Linked DNA regions of Homo sapiens: region 1 is linked to region 2. Evidence: chromatin loops called from intact Hi-C (ENCODE). Cell type or tissue: Caco-2. All regions are shown on one strand. Each heading gives the region's core, and the rest is flanking DNA. Links, peaks and the distances in the headings are about the cores only.

Region 1 (8,843 bases), core at 612-8,611, 58 kb before region 2:
ATCTGTAAAATGGGACTATTGACAGTACCTGCTTTTTAGGATTAAAACAGAATTAATTTATATAAAGCACGTTGTACTATGTGCCTGACACATAAGATAAGAAAGCACTATGTAAGTTATAGTTACTAGTGTCCATGCATTCAATAAATGCTTTAATATGATACACATTTGTACACTCCAAAGAATAATTACACAGCAAATATCTATGTAACCGGCTGGGTGCAGTGGCTCACGCCTGTAATCCCAGCACTTTGGGAGGCCGAGTCGGGTGGATCACCTGAGGTCAGGAGTTCGAGACCAGCCTGGCCAACATGGTGAAACCCCCTCTCTACTAAAATGAGAAAAATTAGCCAGGCATGGTGGCACATGCCTGTAGTCCCAGCTACTCGGGAGGCTTAGGCAGGAGAATCACTTGAACTGGGGAAGCGAAGGTGGCAGTGAGCTGAGATTGCGCCATTACACTCCAGCCTGGGCAACAGAGCGAGACTCCGTCTCTAAATAAATAAATAAAGCAAAAGAAATCTATGTAACCATTTCTTGAACAGCCGACGCGCACCTGCAATCCCAGCAGTTTTGGAGGCCAAGGCGGGAGGATCGCTTGAGGTCAGGAGTTTGAGACCGGCATGGGCAATACAGCAATACACCATCTCTTAAAAAAAAAAAAAAAATTGACACTTGTCCAAGCAGACGTCCCCAGCAGAGCCAGCCAGCATGACCGAGCGCCGCGTCCCCTTCTCGCTCCTGCGGGACCCCAGCTGGGACCCCTTCCGCGACTGGTACCCGCACAGTCGCCTCTTTGACCAGGCCTTCGGGCTGGTCGCAGTGGTTGGGCACCAGCTGCTGGCCCCGCTACGTGCGTCCCCTGCCCCCGCCGCGGTCGAGAGCCCCGCGGTGGCCGCGCCCGCCTACAGCTACGCGCTCAGCCGGCAGCTCAGCGGCGGGGTCTCGGAGAATCGGCCCACAGCGGACCGCTGGCGCGTATCCCTGGACATCAACTACTTCGCCTCCGACGAGCTGACGGTCAAGACCAAGGATGGCATGGTGGAGATCACCAGCAAGCACGAGGAGCGGCAGGACGAGCATGGCTACATCTCCCGATGCTTCACCCGGAAATACACGCTGCCCCCCGGTGTGGACCCCACCAAGGTCTCCTCCTCCCTGTCCCCTGAGGGCACACTGACCGTGGAGGCCCCCATGCCCAAGCTAGCCACGCAGTCCAACGAGATCACCTTGGAGTCACGGGCCCAGCTTGGGGGCCTAGGAGCTGCGAAATCCGACCAGTCTGCAGCCAAGTAAAAGCCTTAGCCCGGATGCCCACCCCGGCCGCCGCCACTAGCCGTGCCCCCGCACCCACCTGTGTGTTCTTTTGATAGGTTTATCTTCTGTTGTTCTCAAATAAAGTTCGAAGCAACCCAAAATTTAAAAAAAAAATAGTTGGGCATGGTAGTGCACACCTGCAGTCCCAGCTACAGAGGCTGAGGTCAGAGGATCACTTGAGCACAGGAATTCAACGCTACTGTGAGCTATGATCACGCCACTGCACTCCAGCCTGGGTGACAGAGCAAGACCCTGTCTCTAAAAATAATAATAATTGATAATATTTGATCTTTTTTCCATAGAGATATTGCACATATATTAGGTTTTTCCTACATACTTCGAATTCCATATACTACTGGAAAATGACATCGTTTTTCTTATTTTAGTTTGACTGTTTGCTGCAGGTATATATTTGGTAAATATTTCATCTGTTGCCAGGCTCTGGCCCACAAACGTCCCATTTGCACCCCCACCGCCACCCTCCCATACAACACTGTTATTGCCCCGCCCTGCGGCCTTAATCCCTCCAAAGCTGGGGGAAGAGAGGGGGGTTGTGTGCAGATGGCCCTTCAATCTCGAAAGAAAGATGTCGGAATCTGAAGGCGGGAAAGGTGAGAGAATCCTTCCATCCCTGCAGACCCTTGGAGCAAGGTAGAGCCCCTCTGACCCACCCATTGCCCACCCAGACCCCACCCCCAGAGAGCCTCTAGGGGACAAGAACCACATCACCCTGTTCCCCATCCCAGCCAGCCCCAAACAGCCTCTCTGCCACCAGAGCCCTAACGCTCAGCCTGACCCAGACACCACCCCCCATGGCCTCTCAGCCTCATCCACAGCCTTAGTTCCCAAAGGAAACCCAACCTCAATCCTGGCTCTGACCCCTATCCAAACGCCCACCTGAAACCTAACACAAACTCTACCAGCCAGAAGGCAAACCCCTGTTAGAGTCTAAACCCCACCCCAGATACAGACCTAAAGTGACCTAACCTCAACCTCAACCCCGGGATGTCAATACTGTTAGTGATTGCAGTCTCTGACTTTCCAGAAAGTGCACAGACCCTTTAAAAAAAAAAACAAAAACAAAAGAGAGAAAGAGAGAGAAGACATACTTGATGGTGGTAGTAAGCCATGAGGGCTCTAGAGTTAGACTGAGTGTGACTCCCCATTCAGCCACTTCAGCAAGTCACTTAACTTTTTCTTCTCAATTTTCTCATCTGCAAAATGGGAATAACTCTATGTGCCAGGCATTCTTTTGATTCTGAACTCATTTAATCCTCATAACACCGCTATATTTTAGGTACTGTTATTATCATCCTTATTATACAGATAAGGAAACTGAGGCTCAAAGAGATTACATAATTTGCCCAAGGCAACACATAGCTACCAAGTGGTAAAGTCAGGATTTAAACTCAGGCAGCTTGTTTCATCCAAAGCTGGGAATCTTAACCAGGCCAATCTACCGCCCTCTGAGGCTGAAACGAGACCATGGGAACTGGGAGTGGCCTTAGCTGAAAACCCCAATGCAAAATTCAAGTCCCACTCAAAACTCAACTTCGACCCTAACCTGTATCCTAATTCTAATTCCAATTCAAAATACCCAGTCCTAACCCTTAGACAAAACTCCACTCCTACCTATGTCTAAACCCATCCCCACCCTAACCCAAAACCCACCACTCAAATTTAACCTTAAATTCGCCCACCCCATGGCAATTTAAACTCTACCCCCAACTTAAACACCAAACCCTACTTCACTTGGAAATGTAATCTCACCTTCACTCCCCTATAAACTCTCACTCTAATCTTAATTCGAACACTCTTACTTCCCAGTCCTTAACCCAGCTACTCCCAGTTCTCCCTAATTTTCCATGCTCTTCTCTCCTTCCTTCAAACAGAGGGACAGGATCAGGTAGGAAGCAGCCACAATTGCCCCAATACCCTGTCCCTCCCTGACACAGTTTCTCCATATAGACACCACCCCAGAGCCCAGTCCAGCCAATGGGGCAGGCCCTGGTCCCGAATGGGGGCTGTGCCCCGGGCCCCCAGCTGTGGAAGGTGAAAGCAGTGGGGCATCAGGCCTAGGGACCCCTAAGCGAAGAAACCAGCACAGCAAGCACAAGACAGTGGCAGTGGCCAGTGCCCAGCGGTCACCTCGGGCACTCTTCTGCCTCACCCTGGCCAATCCTCTGCGACGGTCCTGCATCAGCATCGTGGAGTGGAAGCATCCTGGAAGGCAGGGGCAGGGCCCAGGGGTAAGGGTCATCAGGGTACCAGGAGTAAAGAATTGGGTCAGGGCTGGAACAGAGGAGGGCTGAGATCATCAAGGTCAAGAGTCAAGAACTGGGTTGGGGGGCAGGTTCAGAAAGGCAAAGGTCACCAGGGTTCAAGAGTCAAGGACTGAATCACAGCAAGAGTTGGGGATGGTTAAGGTTTCCAGGAGGGACAAAGTCAAGGCCTTGTCAGGGCAGGGGTCGAGAATGCCAGGACCTGTCACCTTGGGCGTCAAGGGTCAGCACTGGGTGGGAGGTTCCCAAGGGAGTAGGGGGGTTCCAATGCCACTCTGCCAGGGTCCTTGACTGTGTCCACCTGAGGCCCTTCGACATCCTCATCCTGCTGACCATCTTTGCCAACTGCGTGGCCCTGGGAGTTTACATCCCCTTCCCTGAGGACGACTCCAACACTGCCAACCACAACCTGGTAAGGCCCGCCCCGCCCCAGCCAGTTCCCAGCCAAATAGAGCCCCAGTAGAGCTCACTCCTTCCAGCCAGACCCCGCCCCCTCTCTGACCCGGATGGCCCTGCCTGGCTCAGCCCCACCCTCGGTCCTGACTATGCTCCCCACGCCCCCGTCAAACCTCGCCTTCAAATAACTCCTCGACTTCCCGACCCGCCCCCCGGTCCCACCCCCAGGAGCAGGTGGAGTACGTATTCCTGGTGATTTTCACTGTGGAGACGGTGCTCAAGATCGTGGCCTACGGGCTGGTGCTCCACCCCAGCGCCTACATCCGCAATGGCTGGAACCTACTCGACTTCATCATCGTCGTGGTCGGGTGCGCGTCTGCGGGAGGCACCCCACCCTAGTCGCCTTCCTACCGTCAGGCCCGCTGAATTCTGGGCTCAGGAAAGCGACTCTTTCAGACCGCCCCCATTCGGCAGCCAGAATCAGGAATATTATTAAAACCCATTTCTATTTCTAGTTACAGGGACTTGTGCTTTTCTGAGAAGGTTAGGGTGGAGGGGGGAATCCCAAGGCCTGACCTCCGCCTCCCTGCCCGGTGCTCCCCCATCAGGCTGTTCAGCGTTCTGCTGGAGCAGGGCCCCGGACGGCCAGGCGACGCCCCGCACACCGGGGGAAAGCCAGGAGGCTTCGATGTGAAGGCATTGAGGGCGTTTCGGGTGCTGCGGCCACTGAGGCTGGTGTCTGGGGTCCCGAGTGAGTGGCACATCCCCCGAGGTCGGAGGTGGAGGGTGGGGGTGGGGCTGAGCTGACCCCGCCCTTATTTCTGCCTCCCCCTCCCTCCCCGCAGGCCTGCACATAGTGCTCAATTCCATCATGAAGGCTCTGGTGCCGCTGCTGCACATTGCACTGCTCGTGCTCTTCGTCATCATCATTTATGCCATCATTGGGCTCGAGCTGTTCCTTGGACGAATGCACAAGACGTGCTACTTCCTGGGATCCGGTTAGTCTGCCCGCCCCTCCTAGGCAGAACATGCCCCCTCCTTCGGTTCCTAGATCCAATGCTGCACTCAGGGAAACCCACTGAAATGCACAAGATTCGGCCCCCAGGCTCAGGTTCCATCCCCAGATAACCAAGTCCCACCCATATATTCAAGACTCTGCCCTAAATCAGACTACAACCCCACCTCGCTAATAGCTCCGCCCCATCACGAGACTGTACCCACAGGCTAAGGTCCTGCCCCGCACTTAAGACTTAAGTGCAAGTGCCCCGCACTTAAGACAAGACTCTGCGCCTGTAATCCCAGCACTTTGGGAGGCCGAGGCGGGCGGATCACGAGGTCAGGAGATCGAGACCATCCTGGCTAACACGGTGAAACCCTGCCTCTACTAAAAAAATACAAAAAATTAGCTGGGCATGGTGGCGGGCGCCTGTAGTCCCAGCTACTCGGGAGGCTGAGGCAGGAGAATGGCGTGAACCTGAGGCTGAGGCAGGAGAATGGCGTGAACCCAGGAGGCGGAGCTTGCAGTGAGCCGAGATGCGCCACTGCACTCCAGCCTGGGCGACAGAGCGAGACTCCGTCTCAAAAACAAAACAAAACAAAACAAAAACTCTGCGCCTTGGCTTACACCTGTATTCCCGGCATTTGGGAGGCCGAGGCGGGAGGATCACTTACGCCCAGGAGTTTGCTACCAGCCTGTGCAAAATAGTGAGATCCAGTCTCCAAAAAATAATAACAAAAACAATTTTAAAAAACTTTATCCTCGGCTGGGCGCCGTGGTTCACGCCTGTAATCCCAGCACTTTGGGAGGCCGAGGCAGATGGATCACTTGAGGTCAGGAGTTCGAGACCAGCCTGGCCAACATAGTGAAACCCCATCTCTACTAAAAATACAAAGTTGAGCCGGGCGTGGTGGTGCATGTCTGTAATCCCAGCTACTCGGGAGGCTGCGGCATGAGAATCACTTGAGCCTGGGAGATGGAGGTTGCAGTGAGCTGAGATCGGATCGCACCACTCACTGCGCTCCAGCCTGGGCGACAGAGTGAGACTCGGTCTCAAAAACAAAACAAAAACAAACCAAAAAAAAGCTTTATTCTCCACGACTGTTCTCATACACTCAGACCATTTACCCAGACTCCCGCCCATGCCTTGCCCCTCCCCTATTTTCAAGAGACGCGTCCAAATTCACAAGACTCCGCCCCCAGGCTCTTGCCTCATTGTTATTTACAAGACTCCACGCCAGGATTTAAATCCCGGTTGGTGGGATCCCTAGCTTCCCAGTGGTTCAGAATACGGAGCTCGCAGGGTTCTGCCCTAGAAGTGGAGCTAAGTGTTGCCTTAGAAAAATCTAGGACTGGCCGGGCACGGTGGCTCACGCCTGTAATCCCAGCACTTTGGGAGGCCGAGGCGGGCGGATCACAAGGTCAGGAGTTCGAGACCAACCTGACCAATATGGTGAAACCCCCGTCTCTACTAAAAATACAAAAAAAATTAGCCGGGCGTTGTGGCACACGCCGGTAATCCCAGCTACTCAGGAGGCTGAGGCAGGAGAATTGCTTGAACCCGGGAGGCGGAAGTTGTGGTGAGCCGAGATCGTGCCACTGCACTCCAGCCTGGGCGACAGAGGGAGACCCCGTCTCAAAAAAAGAAAGAAAGAAAGAGAGAAAGAGAAAAATCTAGGACCCAAGTCGAGCTTCCTAAGTGGGCGGGGCTTCAGGGTGGCAGCGACTGAGAGTGGGCCTGCTTCGAAGCCCCAAGCTCCAGTCTTCCTGCAGACATGGAAGCGGAGGAGGACCCATCGCCCTGTGCGTCTTCGGGATCAGGGCGTGCGTGCACGCTGAACCAGACTGAGTGCCGCGGGCGCTGGCCAGGGCCCAATGGAGGCATCACCAACTTTGACAACTTCTTCTTCGCCATGCTGACAGTCTTCCAGTGTGTCACCATGGAAGGCTGGACCGATGTGCTCTACTGGGTGAGGTGGACTGTGGGCACAGAGCTCAAAGGCTGCACCTGCCTTTCCTCCCTGACACTCACGCAGGAGTGTCTGCCTACCCTGAGGGATGCATGCCTTTTCTCTCCCCAGATGCAAGATGCCATGGGGTATGAACTGCCCTGGGTGTACTTTGTGAGCCTTGTCATCTTTGGGTCCTTCTTCGTCCTCAACCTTGTGCTTGGCGTCCTGAGTGGGTGAGAGACCTAGACACTCCCTGCTTCCCACCCCTCAGCCACTGCCCACTTCTTTGTGCCTGGCAAACTCCTAGACATCCTTCAAAACCCATCTGAAATACTCCTTCATTCAATCATGAGCATCTATTGTATGTGAGGCACCATTTTAGGAGTGGAACAAAAGACAAAAATCTCTGCCTTCCTGGTTTTACATTCTGATGGGGAGAGACAGAAAGTAGCAACATATGCAATAAAATAAGTGTGTGCATTTATATATTGGCACACACATATATATAGTGTTTTATATGGAATATGTACTGTGGAAAGAAAGGAAAGATAAAAGATAAGAATGGAGAGATCTTGTGATTATAAATAGGGATGTCAGGAAAGGCTGTCTTGACAAGGTGTTATTTGAGTAAAAATGTGAAAGAGGCCAGGTGCAGTGGCTCATGCCTGTAATCCCAGCACTATGGGAGGCCAAGGCAGGAGGATGGCTTGAGGTCAGGAGTTCGAGACCAGCCTGGGCAACATAGTGAGACTTCATCTTTACAAAAAATGAACAAAAATAGCTGGGCATGGTGGCGCACACCTGTAGTCCTAGCTACTCAGGAAGCTGAGGTGGAAGGATCGCTTGAGCCCAGGAGGTCGAGGCTGCGGTGAGCTATGATCACACCACTGCACTCCACCCTGAGTGATAGAGTGAGACCCTGTATCTGGGGAAAAGAAAAAAAAAGAGATGAGGTGGGTGCACCATGTGGTTATCTGAGGGAAAAGCATTCCAAGCAAAGAGAATGGTCAGTGCAAAGGCCCTGAGGCTAGAATGTGCTTGGCATATTCAAAGAGTAGCTAGGAGGCTAGTGTGGCTGGAGTGATGAAAGCAAGGTGTTCAGATTGGCTCCTCCCCCTAGCCCTCTATCCTCCTCCCTCAGGGAGTTCTCCAAGGAGAGAGAGAAAGCGAAAGCTCGCGGGGACTTCCAGAAGCAGCGGGAGAAGCAGCAGATGGAGGAAGACCTGCGGGGCTACCTGGACTGGATCACTCAAGCCGAAGAGCTGGACATGGAGGACCCCTCCGCCGATGACAACCTTGGTTCTATGGCTGAAGAGGGCCGGGCGGGCCATCGTAGGCAACTCCAATCTGGCCCATTCCCTGCATGCCTTAGATGTGGTCTGCCCTCCTGAGACCCACCCAGGCCTGATCTGCAACAACTCTAGCCCCAGCCCCCAAGTTATGGCTCAAAATGCAGAATCAAGACCAGCCTCAGCTATAAAGACTCCAAATGACACCCCTACCCTAGACATGGCCCTAACCCTGCCCCCAGTATGTCCTCCCTAATTGTCCTTTCTCTCCCTGCAGGGCCACAGCTGGCCGAGCTGACCAATAGGAGGCGTGGACGTCTGCGCTGGTTCAGTCATTCTACTCGCTCCACACACTCCACCAGCAGCCATGGTGGGGGTCCAGCCAGGCTGGGGTGGGGGTGGGTAGGCAGAGGTGAAAGCCAAAGATTGGACCTCGGGGTCTTCAGGTCCTGACCACTATCCCCACCTTGCCTACAGCCAGCCTCCCAGCCAGTGACACCGGTTCCATGACAGAGACCCAAGGCGATGAGGATGAGGAGGAGGGGGCTCTGGCCAGCTGTACACGCTGCCTGTGAGGGCCCCCAGCCCCTGACCCAGCCCAGAAGCCAGT
Region 2 (10,148 bases), core at 1,053-9,052:
TTCTCCTCCACTCTCCTGTATCAGCCTAAGTCAGGCCTAGCTTCTAGCTACACCCTATCCTCTGAGAACCACTCCTTTCTCAACAGGGCCACTCCCCACCTGCTAAGCCCTGCCCCCACCAGCCAGGCCTCCTCTTCAGGCCCAGCTTTCCATTCTCCTTCCACTTGGAGCCACCCCCTAATGTCTAAGCCTGGCCCGAATCTTAGAGTCCAATGCCCACCCCGCTCTGGGAGAGAGCACCCTGGGAAAGAAAGGGAGGAGTGAGAGAGAGGTTCACCAGCCAGTCTCCAGGAGAGAACCAAAACCTGTTTCCTGCTTTCTCCAAAAGGGCCCCATTCTGGAGGAGGGAGGAAGGCACCCAGGGGTGCCCTGCCTCGGATTCCCCACCTCTTCTTGAGAAGGGACTCGTTCACGAGGGGTGGGGTTACGCCTGGGGGTTCTGCCTCAGTTTTTCCCCCTCGTCGTTCCCCACAGGCCTGGACCAAGGCCAGATGGCTTACGAGGGCCAGCACTGGCATGCCTCAGACCGCTGCTTCTGCTGTAGTCGCTGTGGGCGGGCCCTGCTGGGCCGCCCATTCCTGCCACGCCGAGGCCTAATCTTCTGCTCTCGAGCCTGCAGCCTTGGGTCCGAGCCCACAGCTCCAGGGCCGAGCCGCCGCAGCTGGAGTGCCGGCCCTGTCACAGCCCCACTTGCAGCCTCCACAGCCTCTTTCTCTGCTGTGAAGGGGGCATCAGAGACCACCACCAAAGGCACCAGCACAGAGTTAGCGCCAGGTGAGCTAACCCTCTAGCCACACCCAGCCACAGCCCAGTCACCCCTATGTCCTTGCCCCTGCCTCAGCCCTGGCCCTTCCTTCTTGACTAGCCCAGGCCCTTCACCTGCTGTATCCCTGGGCCCCGCCCATTTCTCAGCTCATCCTCCTTCCCCACACCAGTCCAGGCCTGGTTTCCATCCCAAACTACACCCGCCTCATGAACCCTGGTTCCACCCTGTCAATACAGGGCTGGTCCCCTACCTCAACTTGTCTCTGCTTGACCCCAAGTTCCTCTTCCTCTTCTCCAGCCGGTCACCCTTCATCCTCTGCAGTCAGGCCCCACCCCTTTTATTGCAAACCAAATCTACTCCAGCCTATGCCACACCTCTTCCATCCGAAGCCACCCCGGGTGCCCTGGCCACGCCCCCCACACCAGTCCCATCTTGCTCCGTGTTCTTCCTTCCAACCCTCTCAACACCCAGAGCCTGCTCCAGGCCTCACACTTCCCAGACTTCCCACCTCCCTGCCATTCTCCGACCCCTGCCCCCACTTTCCCAGTCTTAGTGGAGGAAAGAAGGCCCTTCCGCAGGCCTCCTCTTAGGAGGGGGCCAGTGGGAGGGCAGATACAAGGAGTCACTCTGTCTCCCCCTTAACAGCTACAGGCCCTGAGGAGCCCTCCCGCTTTCTGAGAGGGGCTCCCCACCGCCACTCCATGCCGGAACTGGGGCTCCGCAGTGTCCCCGAGCCGCCCCCAGAGTCCCCCGGCCAGCCTAACCTGCGCCCAGATGATAGTGCCTTCGGTCGTCAGAGCACCCCACGCGTCAGCTTCCGCGACCCTCTGGTGTCTGAAGGAGGCCCGCGCCGGACCCTGAGTGCACCCCCGGCCCAGCGCCGCAGGCCACGCAGTCCCCCACCCAGGGCCCCCAGCCGTCGCCGCCACCATCATCATAATCACCATCACCATCACAACCGCCACCCAAGCAGACGTCGCCACTATCAATGTGACGCGGGATCAGGGTCAGACTCGGAATCTTGCTCCAGCTCGCCCTCCAGTTCCAGTTCCGAATCATCAGAGGATGATGGCTTCTTCCTAGGAGAGCGCATCCCTCTGCCCCCGCATTTGTGCAGGCCCATGCCTGCTCAGGACACTGCAATGGAGACCTTCAACTCCCCATCTTTATCGCTCCCCAGGGACTCTCGCGCAGGGATGCCTCGTCAGGCCCGAGACAAGAACTGCATCGTGGCTTGAAGGCAGGCCGTCCTGGAGGGGGCTCCATTCTCCAGTCAGAGTAGATGATGAGGCCCATGCCCCTCACCCCCACGCCCCGCCCCTACAACCTAAGTCATAAATCCTCTTCCTCCCTCCTTTATCAGTTTGTTTCTATTTTTGTTTCTGTTTTAGAGACTTGGTCTACCCTATTGCCCAGGCTGGAGTGCAGTGGTGTGATCAGGGCTCACTGCAGCCTCAAAAGTTTTGGGCTCAAGCTATCCTCCCACCTCAGCCTCCCAAGTAGCTGGGACTCCAGGCTCGTGTCAGCGTTCCCAGCTAATTTTTTAATTTTTTGGTAGAGATGGGGTTTTGCCATGTTGCCCAGGCTGGTCTAGAACTCCTGGGCTCAAGCAATCCTCCCGCAGCCTCCCAAAGGACTGGGATTACAGGCATGAGCCACCGCACCGGGCCTCTCGTTTGTATTATTGAAGTAATTTAATATTTGTTGTAAAACAGGCCTGGCTTCTTTGCCTCCTTGCCCCAGCTGTTTCCACTCCATTTCCCCCTCCTGATGCTTGAAATTTACCCACATTTGATGAAAGGATTACTTTATTCATTATCGTATATTTTAACAATGTTTATTATTCATTTATCCCTCTATAGAACCACCACCCACACCGAGGAGATTATTTGGAGTGGGTCCCAACCTAGGGCCTGGACTCTGAAATCTAACTCCCCACTTCCCTCATTTTGTGACTTAGGTGGGGGCATGGTTCAGTCAGAACTGGTGTCTCCTATTGGATCGTGCAGAAGGAGGACCTAGGCACACACATATGGTGGCCACACCCAGGAGGGTTGATTGGCAGGCTGGAAGACAAAAGTCTCCCAATAAAGGCACTTTTACCTCAAAGAGGGGGTGGGAGTTGGTCTGCTGGGAATGTTGTTGTTGGGGTGGGGAGGAGTTATTTCAATGGAGGAGTTATTTGCAGATTGCAGAGAGAAATGAGGGAAGTTCGCCTACACCGGGCCATCTGCGGGGTCTGCAGGTGAGGAAAAGAGAGAAAGCATTGGCTGAATCTATATGCCCATTTTTTAAAACAAGATCCAAAGTCCATGAACATTTTACACACAAGAATACCGAAGCTTATGGTACCTATTGGTACAAAAGCCCTAAGTACCAATACGAGACCAGAGTTGGCATTCGTGCCTTTAAGAGATCCCTTTCCTTTTTCCCTCTGCCCTCTCAGCAACCCCCTTACCCCCAACCAACACACACACACACTTACCAGTGGGGGCTGCTGTATGTCTTGGCTGCCGAACGGGGAAGGTGACATAGGCATCATAGCCAAAGAGGCACGTAGCGATTAGGCCCAGTACCTGGGGGACAGGATAGGAGTGAGGGGGTTTAGATTAGCTGGTCAGGTTACTCAGTCTCTTATCTTCTTGTATCCACCACCTCCAGCACCTGCCCCACGCAGGATGGGACTCAAGCACCGGGTTGGTAAGCCAGGGAAAGGCCAAGAGAGTGCATCCTACCCCACTCTCCCTCCTCCTATACCTCTCAACACAGGGAGGCCACACTGTGGCCCTACCCGTAGGGGGCACAATTCAAGTCATACTTTTTTTTTTTTTGAGACACAGTATCACTCTGTCACCCATCTGTCACTGGGGCTGGAGTGAGTGGCATGATCTTGGCTCACTGCAACCTTTGTCTTCTGGGTTCAAGTGATTCTCCTGCCTCAGCCTCCTGAGTAGCTGGGACTATAGGCGCCCACCACCATGCCCGGCTGATTTTTGTATTTTTAGTGGAGATGGGGTTTCGCCATGTTGGCCAGGCTGGTCTTGAACTCCTGACCTCAAGTGATCTGCCTGCCTCGGCCTCAGCCTCCCAAAGTGCTGGGAATACAGGCATGAGCCACTGCGCCCGGCCCCAATTTCTACTACATTTGGGACAAAGTTCTTGCAGATGGTAGTCTAGTGCATTGACAAAGGGGCCGCCTGTTTGTACCTCTCACCAAGGTCCTTGTGTCTGACAAGGGACTTCCCTTCACAGCAAATGAAGACCTTGGGAGGCAAAACCAAGTCCTGGGCCAGACTTTCCTCCATGTCTGAGGACAAGTGTGACTTGCTGTGGGTCACACGATTTCTGCCAGAAGCAAAGGCAGAAATGGTCCCTGGCTCCTCAAACCCTTCGCTCTGTGCTTCAGAGCTGCTCCCATGGCCTTTACCCCTGCGACGATTTTGGAGTGGTTTCCTCTCTCAACAAGGACAACAATGGAGGTGATCAGGTAGAGGATTGCCGCTATGAGGGTTCGGAAGAAATCCTGTGAGGTGTAGGGAGGAGAAGAGGGAAGTCAGCAACCACAGTTCCCCGACAATCCTAACTGCCCAGACCCCTCCCTGGTCTTGCCATTGTGGACCCCTTCTCACACTCCAGGGCCAGTTGATGAATGGTATCTTGGTGTGCAGGTCACACATGTAGACAACAAAGAAAATAGCAGCAAGGATCATCTCAATCACCGACAGGGAGGAGTAGCCTGGTGTGGAGGCACTGAAGCAGATCAGGATCACCAGGCATAATATCTGGAAGGGTGACATGGGAAAGGGGACCTCAATCAGCAACCAGGGCTGAGAAGATTGGTTTAAATTGGGGGTCCCATACTAAGATGCCTACGAGGGCTGGGGAAATGACATACAATAATAGCTAAACACTTTTTATGTGCTCACTGTGTTCCAAATTCAATCATCACGACAATCTAATGCTCTGGGTACTATTATTACTCTTTCTAATTTATAGACGAGAAAACTGAGGCACAGAGAGGTTTAATGGCTTGGCCAGGGTCACCCAACAAGTAAGGAGTAGAGTTGGGTGCCTCAGTTTCCTCTTTTCCCTTCTAGGTTACGGGCAGCCTGAGGGGAGTGGCGCTGCCAGGTGTTTTGTGAGCCCCGCTGACGCCAGCTTTGTGGCCTTGACCGGGGCGGAACACGCGGTTCCCCCAGCAACCCCTTTGGGAAGCGGTGAGAGTGACACCAGAGAGGCAGGACTCCGTTAAAGGCGCCGCACCCCTTTTACAAGTGACTCAAAGGCGGCGCCCACTTTGAGAAGGGTGGAAACCCCGAAAAGCTAAGGACATCCCGCCCGGCCTCTGAAGGGCGAGGAAGAACTGGCGAAGGGCGGGGCGCTCTACACCGCGGGACTAGCGCGGGGCGGGGGGGCCCCACCCCAACAGGCCCTGCCCCTGGGCGCGCTGCCAGCCCGCCCTCCTGTGCCCAGGCCGCGCCACGCCCTGCCACAGGAGGCCCCCACTTCCCAGCACCCTGGGACCCCTTCGATGCGTCCACTGATGAGTTCACGCAGGCTGTCCCCACGTAGCCCTCCGTATGCGTTATAGGCTCCTTGCTTCACCCCGGGGACCACCAGATCTCAACAACCTTCGTCAAACCCCACCGACTCGCCCTGCGCCCCGGGTTTCGGGCCTCCACCGTGAACCCACCCACCTGCACCCCACTGCCGAGCGCCCCGGCCAAGTGCCTGCCTCACCCGGACCATCCAGTTCCGCATGGTCCAGCCACCCCATCCCGCTTTTGCCCACGCGCCTGCCCCAGAACGCTCACAATCTCAGCAAACAGGAGGATTCCCTTTCGAGTGCGCGAGAAGTTGGTGCAGGCGGCCCAGCAGCCAGGAGCCGAGAGGCGCTCAGAATCCGCCATGGCATGGGCTGGAGTCCCTGGTGCCTCGGAGGATCTGCTCACTTGCTCGTGGTTTCGAGGACGCTGTACACCCAGCTGTCTTGCCCGCCGTCTGGCCGGGAAGGGGGCCCCGGGGCGAAGGAGGGAGTGAATCACCGCGCAGAGCTGACGCGGGCGGGGCCGGAGCCGGGCCAGGTGGCTGCCGCCCCGGAAGCCCCCTCGCCCCGCCCCCCAAGGATACTCCCAGCCTGGCGCACAGCCCCCGGGGCGCCCCATCGCAGGGGTGCTTGGCAGCTCCAGGTACCAGGAGCAGTAATAGCGGGACCCTTCGCCTTTTTGGAATGCAAATGCACCCGAGACAGCTTCAGCTTAGAACCGCGGGAATCTGGCTTTGGGATGGAGTGACTCAGTTTCCTTAACTGAATAAAACGGCCGAGGCAGAGTTAAATCCGAAAGACTTGGGGCCCAGTATGTTGCCAGAATTCGGAATATTTTTGATTTCAGAAAGTTTTCCCATGCATATACTCTCAGCGGGGTTTGGAGCTGCCGCGTTACAAAAAAAAAAAAAAAGGGCCAGGCGCGGTGGCTCACGCCTGTAATCCCAACACTGGGAGGCCGAGGCGGGTGGATCACCTGAGGTCGGGAGTTCGAGACCAGCCTGACCAACATGGAGAAACACCGTCTCTACTAAAAATACAAAAATTAGCTGGGCACGGTGACGCATGCCTGTAATCCCAGCTACTCGGAAGGCTGAGGCAGGAGAATCGCTTGAACCCGGGAGGCAGAGGTTGCGGTGAGCCAAGATCATGCCATTGCACTCCAGTCTGGGCAACAAGAGCGAAACTACGTCTCAAAAACAACAACAACAACAAAAACGGTATTTCTTCAAGAAAAGGTATGAACGTTCACAATAACTGGGTAAGGATTGAAAAGTGTTCCTCGGCTGGGCGCAGTGGCTCATGCCAGTAATCCCAACACTCTGGGAGCCTCAGGTGGGAGGATCGCTTGAGCCCAAGAGTTGGAGATCAACCTCGGCAACACAGTGAGACCTCATCTCTACAAATAATTTTAAAAATTAGCCCAGGCGGCCGGACGCGGTGGCTCAAGCCTATAATCCCAGCAGTTTGGGAGGCCGAGGTGGGCAGATCACGAGGTCAGGAGTTCGAGACCAGCCTGTCCAACATGGTGAAACCCCGTCTCTACTAAAAATACACAAAAAATGAACCGGGTGTGGTGGCGCTCGCCTATAATCCCAGCTAGTCAGGAGGCTGAGGCAGGAGAATCGCTTGAACCTGGGAGGTGGAGGTTGTAGTGAGCCAAGATTGCGCCACTGCACTCCAGCCTGGGCGACAGAGCAAGACTCCGTCTCAAAAAAAAAAAAAAAAAAGAAAAAAGAAAAAAATTAGCCCAGGCATGGTGGCACGTGCCTGTAATCCCAACTACTCGGGAGGCTGAGGTGGGAGGATTGCTTGAGCCTGGGAGTTCAAGGCTGCAGTGAACCATGATCAGACCACTGCACTCCTGCCTGGGCAACAGAGCAAGACCCTGTCTCCAAAAAAGGAAAAACAAAAAGAAAGGAAGAAAGAAAATTGTTCCTCGTTAGATCAGGTCAGGTTTTGTAACCAAATAGTGCCTATCTTGTGGGAAAACCATCAGTTTCCAGAGCTTTTTGTTTTTGGATAATGGATTGTGGACAGTGGAATAAACCTCTGAGCAGTGATGAGAATAAGACCCTGCCAGTGTAAAGGCTGTGTGAGAATAGGGGTTGGTGAGCATTGAGTTGCTCAGAAATAGGGCAAGCATTGTTTCAAGTGTTAGAGCCCAAGGCCAGGAGCAGTGGCTCATGCCTGTAATCCTAGCACTTTGGGAGGCCGAGGTAGGAGAATCACTTCAGCTCAAGAGTTCGAGACCAGCCTGGGCAACGTAGTGAGAGCTTGTCTCTATTTTAAAAAAACATATTTTGTAGTAGTGTTAGAGCCCAGAGAGCCCAAGGTCTGATTCTGTGTTCTGCAATCCCAAGGAAGTCCTGGCCCTAAATGTTGGGCCTCAGTTTCCTGGTTCTGAAGAGAGGGGCCAGTCAGCACAATCGTACATGAGGAATAGGAAAGTTTATTTCTGGGGGATTGGCAAGATGAATGGATGGCTCCTGGGGTGCAAGGCTGGGTGACATTTGTAGACACTTTGTTTGTATTTATTTATTTTTTAGTAGAGACAAGGTCTCGTTATGTTGCTCAGGCTGGTCTTGAACTCCTGACCTCAAGCAATTCTCCCGCCTTGGCCTCCCAAAGTGCTGAGATTACAGGCGTGAGCCACTGCGCCTGGCTAAGTGTGTTATTTTGAGCAAGTAATTTCCCCCAGCTCAGCCTTAATTTCTGCATCTAAGACATGCATCTCGTCTCCTGGAATCAGGATCCCAGAGGTACCCTGAGGGACACACTCTCCAGACTAGAAGTTGTTTTTATTCTCATCTCATTTGAAGTGGGGGAGAATCATAACTGGATGGCCAGGAGGATTCAACCCAAGGGCCTGCCTGCTCTCTCTGCCAACACAGGGCCCCTCAAAACTAAGGAAAGAGCTCCCCTCTTTCAGCCCCGGTTGCCGGAAGAGTGAGTGAATAGTGGAAGGGATGAAACATACTTTTCCTAGTGATGAGTATGTGCTTTCCAACTCTGTGAGGACACGTCTGAATTTCTGAAACAAGATGAACCTGGTTCCACTTCAACACCTTTGCACTTGCTATTCCCCCTGCTGTCAATGCCCTTCACTCAGTGCTTCATATACCTGGCTTCTGGTCATTCAGGTTGCAGCTCAAGAGTTATGTCTTCAAAGAGGCCAGAAGCTCACCATCATCTCCCACAATGTAACCTCCTTTTGCTAGCTTCATAGCTTCATGACTCTCACTTCTCTCTGAAATTGTCTTTTTTTTTTTTTTTTTTTTTTGAGAAGGAGTTTTGCTCTTGTTGCCCAGGCTGGAGTACAATGGCACAATCTTGGCTCACCGCAACCTCCACCTCCCGGGTTCAAGCGATTCTTCTGTCTCAGCCTCCTGAGTAGCTGAGATTACAGGCATGTGCCACCACACCAGGCTAATTTTGTATTTTTAGTAGAGATGGGGTTTCTCCATATTGGTCAGACTGGTCTCGAACTCCTGACCTCAGGTGATCCGCCTGCCTTGGCCTCCCAAAGTGTTGGGATTACAGATGTAAGCCACGAGCCTGGCCTTTTTTTTTTTTTTTTTTTTTTTTTTGAGATAAGGTCTCACTGTCACTCCAGCTAGAGTGGAATGGTGCAATCATGGCTCACTGCAGCCTTGACCTCCCAGGCTCAAGTGATCCTCCCACCTCAGTGTCCCAAGTAGTTGGGACTACAGGCATGAGCCACCACTCCCAGCTAATTTTTAAACTTTTTGTAGAGACAAGGTCTATGTTGCCCAGGCTGGTATCAAACTTGTAGGCTCAAACAATCCACCCGCCTCCGCCTCCCAAAGTACTGGGATTACAGGCACAAACCACCATGTCTGGCCTGAAGTTTTTTTTTTTTTTTTTTTTTTTTTTGAGACTGATTCTCGCTCTGTCACCCAGGCTGGAGTGCAGTGGTGCGATCTTGGCTCGCTGCAACCTCCACCTCCTGGGTTCAAGCAATTCTCTGCCTCAGCCTCCCGAGTAGCTGTGATTACAGGCACCTGCTACCACACCTGGCTAATTTTTGTATTTTCAGTAGAGACGGGGTTTCACCATCTTGGCCAGGCTGCTCTTGAACTCTTGACCTCGTGATCCACCAGCCTCGGCCTCCCAAAGTGCTGGGATTACAGGCGTGAGCCACCACGCCTGGCCTGGTTTTTTATTTATTCATTTTCTCGTCTTTTTTGTCTGACATCTGTCTACTCTCATTACATACATCAGCTACACAAAGAAATTTTATGTCTTGTTCCTCCAGCATCTCCACAGTACCTAGCACAGTGCAACATATACAGTTGGGGTTCAATTAATACTTGTCAATGCAGGTGAAATTGAGAGGACAGACTTGGGAATCAGGCCTTGATTAAATCGTGCTTTGACCCTCCTCTCTGTAGCTATCTGCACTCCCTGGGCCTCACTTTCCTCCTCTGCGAAATGGACATATTCGGATAGTTGAGTAGATGTGCAACTATTGTAGATGAAAATAAATATTGCAATAAAGCCAGTAGCAGGGATAAAACTAAGTACATGGTGGCTGGGGTTACTATTATTAGTCTCCTGGGTGTGACTGTATTTATAGACTGGGGCTCTTGAGCCCTTTGCTGACTTCTGAAGAACCACACCTCCACCAGGCTCTAAGTCAGGGGTAGCTGGAAGCCACCCTGGCACACTTCCCCACAATGTCTATCTACAGCTCTAACCACTCAAGTGTTCACCTCTTCACCCTCCAGCTCCCAGCTCTCGCAGCTTGTCTTCACCGTTCCTCTTTCCTCTCCAAGGCCACCTGGACTCTCGCATTCCGGTCCTTTAAATTCT

The links. A loop is a pair of places that touch in the nucleus more often than their neighbours do. Peaks named below come from ENCODE experiments on the same cell type or tissue, not always from the same donor. Only the 100,000 strongest peaks of a DNase experiment are listed, where the experiment ranks them.
Region 1: it touches region 2 in a loop (5-fold over the local background); 2 of 110 quality-filtered maps call a loop at or near these places.

The regions. Positions count from the first base shown.
Region 1 is chrX:49,226,370-49,235,212 of GRCh38, reverse strand. CACNA1F (calcium voltage-gated channel subunit alpha1 F) reads left to right here and starts at 1,873. Exons shown (of 48, transcript NM_001256789.3): 1 at 1,873-1,928; 2 at 3,286-3,535; 3 at 3,906-4,011; 4 at 4,224-4,363; 5 at 4,604-4,746; 6 at 4,841-4,993; 7 at 6,766-6,962; 8 at 7,074-7,177; 9 at 8,086-8,243; 10 at 8,511-8,603; 11 at 8,711-8,804. The coding sequence starts at 1,904. It also overlaps the pseudogene HSPB1P2. RefSeq lists enhancers at 4,329-4,378, 4,023-4,681 and a silencer at 4,639-4,708. In Caco-2, for the core only: a CTCF peak has its summit at 4,556; a DNase peak (open chromatin) is centred at 4,122; H3K4me3 peaks cover 1,221 bases.
Region 2 is chrX:49,167,529-49,177,676 of GRCh38, reverse strand. MAGIX (MAGI family member, X-linked) reads right to left here. Exons shown (of 6, transcript NM_024859.4): 6 at 8,903-10,148. It overlaps PLP2 (proteolipid protein 2), which reads right to left and starts at 5,779. Exons shown (of 5, transcript NM_002668.3): 1 at 5,581-5,779; 2 at 4,396-4,548; 3 at 4,194-4,289; 4 at 3,252-3,342; 5 at 2,442-3,005. The coding sequence starts at 5,676. The coding sequence ends at 2,983. PRICKLE3 (prickle planar cell polarity protein 3) reads left to right here. Exons shown (of 9, transcript NM_006150.5): 8 at 475-774; 9 at 1,412-2,875. The coding sequence ends at 2,004. RefSeq lists enhancers at 1-157, 676-1,177, 10,046-10,148, cis regulatory regions at 1-261, 9,931-10,148 and silencers at 5,083-5,282, 5,803-5,902. In Caco-2, for the core only: no CTCF peak of the experiment used is centred there; DNase peaks (open chromatin) are centred at 4,996 and 5,763; H3K4me3 peaks cover 1,587 bases.